Linked DNA regions of Homo sapiens: region 2 is linked to region 1. A link is a loop called in an ENCODE intact Hi-C map of the cell type or tissue named here. Cell type or tissue: prostate gland. All regions are shown on one strand.

Evidence for each region. Peaks named below come from ENCODE experiments on the same cell type or tissue, not always from the same donor. Only the 100,000 strongest peaks of a DNase experiment are listed, where the experiment ranks them.
Region 2: a loop joins it to region 1, with 2.9 times the contacts of the local background. A loop is called at or near these places in 2 of 110 quality-filtered maps.

The regions. Positions count from the first base shown.
Region 1 is chr7:2,573,990-2,576,489 of GRCh38, forward strand. The region is part of intron 6 of IQCE (IQ motif containing E); the gene reads left to right. Among named protein-coding and RNA genes, the nearest start is that of IQCE, 16 kb to the left of the region's middle. In prostate gland, no CTCF peak of the experiment used is centred here; no DNase peak of the experiment used is centred here.
Region 2 is chr7:2,859,677-2,862,176 of GRCh38, forward strand. No RefSeq gene overlaps it. Among named protein-coding and RNA genes, the nearest start is that of GNA12, 17 kb to the left of the region's middle. In prostate gland, no CTCF peak of the experiment used is centred here; a DNase peak (open chromatin) is centred at 1,235; H3K27ac peaks cover 527 bases.

The sequences.
Region 1 (2,500 bases):
AGTAGCAGAACCAAGATTCAAGGTCACCTGCCTCCCAAGGCCAAGACTCTGTACTTCCCCATGGCCCCTCCCATTTATGAAAGCATGAACTGCATTGAGCTGTATCGTCATTGTCACTGCCACCAGCACCGTGACCATCACACTGGCTTTCAGTATCCGTAAATGTTTGCCCCTGGAGAAATCATCTGCGTTCATTTCCTTCCATAATTTTAGTCTGTTTATACAGCTACTGTCTCCACCAGTTGATGTGTGTCTGAGACACTGCGTTCAGTTGGGGCACCAGAGGGCAATAGGGCATTGGCAGCCTCGTCCCCAGAGCACGGAAGAGGATCTGGAAGCCGTTTCCATTGGGGAGCTGGGAAGAAACTGGGGAACCTGGTGTAGACCATTATACAAAAGACAGCGCCTTCTCTGTTGGCCAGAGAGAACAGTCAGACTTGAGGCTGTGTGAGAAGAACGCTCTAACCACGAGAGCTGTCTGACAGAGGCTGCGCTGCTGAGGAGCAAGTGCGCACCCTGGCCATGGAGATTTTGAGCACAGGTGGCAGCTGTGTGTCGGGGATGTTACAGAGGGGATCCTCATTCCGGTTGGAAGACTGCGCTGAATGAACTCAGTGTGGATTGGGGGGATTATCTCGTTTGGGATTTTCTCAGTCTCTTGAATCTATAGGTTTGTCTTTTGTTAAATCTGGGACATTTTCAGTCATCAAGTCTTGAGTTGTTTTTTCAGCCTTGCCCTCTTTGGTTACGGCTGCTCAGGTCCCTTGTCTCTGTTCAGTGTTTTCCCCTCCGTCTTCCCTCGTGAAGATCGGGTAGCTTCACTATTCTGTCCTCGAGCTCACGGATGCTTTCTGCTGGCCTCTGCATCCTGCAGTTGAGCCCGTTGTTTGTTGGGTGTAACCTTACTGTCTCGGTTCAGTTCTGAAATCTCTGTGCGGCTCCTTCTGTCTTGGTCTTCGCTGAGACGCCCACCCTGTGCCTCTTCACTTGTTTCAAGCGTGCCTGTCATTGGTCACTGGCGCATCTTTGTGGCGGCTGCCCTAAGTCTGTGGCGGGATTCCAATGTCCAGGCCATCTCAGTGTTGACATTATGGCTTGTTTTTCTTCATTCAGGTTGAGCTATTCTTGGTTCTTAGTATAAAAAGTGATTTCCTTGAAACCAGGACGCTCTGAGTGTTTCATCGCGAGACTCTGACTCTTGCTCAATCCTGTGTTGTGGCAGGCCTCCTTTCACGCTGCCCTGTAGGTCAAGGGGGTACCACCTCGTTATCACCCGCGAGGGTGGAGGTCCAGTTCCCACTCAGCCATCATCGACACCTGCACCGGGAGGGGCTCCTCATTCCCACTGGGCAGGGTGGGAGTTCAGGCCCCTCACTCAGCCTCTGCTGATGCCGCCCTAGCTAGGAGGGAAGGTGCTGACACCGCCCTAGCTGGGAGGGAAGGGCCACCTGTACTGCTCCTGCTCAGCCTTTGCTGATGCAGGGATGGCCTTGTTGCCGCCAGGTAATGATGGTCCCGACTCTGCCCGACCTCCTCTGGAGCCCCACCAGTGCGGGAGGGGAGGGTACTGGGTGCAGCCGGGCAAGGGTGAGTGTCTGGGCTCCCCACACAGCCTGTGCTGTGGGGAGGACTGTGGTGTTTTCCGTGGTCTGCCTGGGGTAGAGCGGTTCCTGCCTGTCGGTTTCTGCCTTGTCGGTCTGCTCCTCTCCCTGACCTCTGGCTGGAGAGAAGAGGCTTTGCGTGGGTTTTTATGGTCTGCACCCATTGGCTTTTTTAGGCAGTTGGTTTCTCCAGCATCCAGCTCAGATGAGGCAGAAAGAAAACTGAAGGAGCTCCCTGCCGTGTCGATCGCTGGCCCCCCGGCTCCCGGCCCATCCGCCTCCTTCTCCACCTTTCCAGTCTTAGGTTGCATTACACATGGAGCGCAGGTGTTGAGTGGTACTGACAGGAGGAATTGGGAGGAGTGAATCTGCTTCACGCTCTTGGAAGCGGCAGTCCCGTTACTAGAGCTCCCATCTTCCTTGACTGCTGGGCCTTCGCTAATTTACTTCACAAGCTGAGTACCGGCTTGCTATCATGCCTCCTGAATCTGTGGGTTTGTCTGCAACGATCTTGCCAGCTGTGGATGTGGCTGAAGTGCCGAGCCGCCCCCGCGGGGTGTGCATTCCAGATTGTCTTTTGCTCAGAGGTCCAGTCTCTGGAATACCACAGTCTTTTGCAAGGAGAAGGCCGTGTATGAGGATGGCTGGTGGTTAGATGCAGGCTGAGGCTGGGAGCTGGTGAGCTGCGGCACAGCCCAGCCTACACGCTGTTTCTTTCCTGGACTTTACCACGAAAATAGTAGGAAGAACATAATTTCAAAGTACAGGATAGTTGTAGAGATTGAATAAACTTAGTTTTGTGAGAAATCCACTACAGAGTCTTTTTTTTTCTTTTTTTTTGAGACAGAGTCTCACTCTCGTCTAGGCTGGAGTGTAGTGGTGCAGTCTTGGCTTACTGC
Region 2 (2,500 bases), 290 kb after region 1:
TTCTGCCTCAGCACCCCCAAGTAGCTGGGATTACAGGTGCCTGCCACCACCACATCCGGCTAATTTTTGTACTTTTAGTAGAGATAGGGGTTTCATCATATGGGCCAGGCTGGTCTCGAACTCCTGACCTCAGGGGATCTGCCTGCCTCAGCCTCCCAAAGTGCTGGGATTACAGGCATGAGCCACTGGGCCCGACCGAGCGTGTGATTTTGAGCGAGAGGTTTCACGTCACTGCGTCATTTGTATCTCGTGTCATATGAAGATCATGATAGTGATAATAATTAACATTTTTTGAGAGCCGACTTTGTGCCGGGCACTCTCCTTAGGACTTTATGTGTATTATCTCCTTGGATCTTGATTTTAGTCCTATTGTGCTATTGTACATACTCTTATTGTTCCCACTTTACAGATAAGGAAAAGCGAGGCCCAGTGAGGTTAAGGAATTTGCTTAGGATCACACAGCCAGTTACAGGCAGAGCCAGGATTCAAAGACAGACAGGTGGCCCTGAGCCCATGCTCTGAACTGTGACACTCTGTGCCACATGGGAGTGGTATGAGTAAGGATCAGCCCGGTGGTGACGAAGGAGGGAGCTGCCTTTCATGGCTTTTTTTTTTTTGAGACAGAGTCTTGCTCTGTTGCCCAGGCTGGAGTGCAGTGGCGGGATCTTGGCTCACCACAACCTCCACCTCCCAGGTTCGAGCAATTCTCCTGCCCCAGCCTCCCAAGTAGCTGTGATTTCAGGTGCCCCCCTCTACCACTCCTGGCTAATTTTTTTGTATTTTTAGTAGAGACAGGGTTTTACCATGTTGCCCAGACCTCAAATGATACGCCGGCCTCGGCCTCCCAAAGTGCTGGCATTACAGATGTGAGCCACCGCGCCCGGCCCTTTTCATGGCTTTTAACACCCAAGACTTATTTCTGGTTTGGGGACTCTCTTCCATATCATCTCACCCCAGGATCCAGGCTGACGCAGCAGCCACTGTCTTGAACGTTGTTGGCCACTGAGCCAAGAGAAAGAAAGAGCTTGGGAAAGTTTTGTGCTGACAGGTGCACGGCCTGCAAGTGACACACGAGTTCTGCACACAGCGTACTGGACAGAACGGTGCTGAGGAGTTGCGTGTGTCTGCTTGGCTAAGATCCTAATCAATTATTTAATCACACATGAATGGAGGCATTGTGGTGAAGGTGCCTGGGAGGCGTGGTTAATATCCGCAACCACTTGTCTTTATGTAAAGGACGTCGCCCTCAATAACGTGGGTGAGCCTCATCTGATTTGTTGTTCCTTGAGAGCAAACACTGAGGCTTCCTGGAGAAGAAATTTTTCCTCTAGACTCAAGACTGTGGCACCAGCTCCTGCCTGGGTGTCTAGCTTGCCAGCCTGCCCTGCAGACTACAGACTGGCCTGCCCCCAAGATTGTGTGAGCCAATTTATTAAAATAAAACCCGGCTGGGCGTGGTGGCTCATACCTGTAATCCCAGGCCTCCCACTTTGGGAGGCCAAGGTGGGCGGATCACCTGAGATCAGGAGTTCAAGACCAGCCTGGCCAACATGGTGAAGCCCCGTCTCTACTAAAAAAAAAAAAAAAAAATAAATAAATACAAAAATTAATCGGGCATGGTGGCGGGTGCCTGTAATCCCAGCTACTCGGAGGCTAAGACAGCAGAATCGCTTGAACCCAGGAGGCAGAGGTTGCAGTGAGCCGAGATCACGCCACTGCACTCTAGCCTGGACAACAAAGAATGAAACTCTGTCTCAAAAAAAAAAAAATCCCGTTACCAGTGTATGTATATAATATCATTAATATATTTGGTATTATATTATGTTATAGAATAACTATAAATATATTACAGTTGTCTCATAGTATTTATGGGGACTTGGTTCCAGAATCCCCCATGGGTACCAAAATCCCTGGATGCTCAAGTCCCTAATATAAAATGGTGTAGTATTTGCATATAACCTACGCACATCCTTCTGTACACTTTAGATAATCTCTAGATTACTTGTAATACCTAATTCAATGTAAATGCTGTTCCAGACCAGCCTGGGCAACATAGTGAGACCCCATCTCCACTAAAGAAAAATTTACAAAAAAAAAAAAAAGATAATGGCCGGGTGTGGTGGCTTACCCCTGTAATTCCAGCACTGTGGGAGGTCGAGGCAGGCAGAGCACTTGAGGTCAGGAGTTTGAGACCAGCCTGGCCAACATGGCGAAACTCTGTCTCTAATAAAAATACAAAATAATTAGCCAAGCGTGGAGGCATGTGCCATCACAGAGTGATACCCTGTCTTAAAAAAAAAAAAAAAGAAAGAAAAAGAAAAATTGAGCCAGCCACGGTGGTGCTCACCTGTAATCCCAGCTACTTGGGAGGCTGAGGTGGGAGGATCACTTGAACCTGGGAGGCGGAGGCTGCAATGAGCTGAGATCGCACCAATGTACTCCAGTCTGGGCAACAGAGCAACGCTTGGTCTCGAAAATAAATAAATCAATAAATATAGTT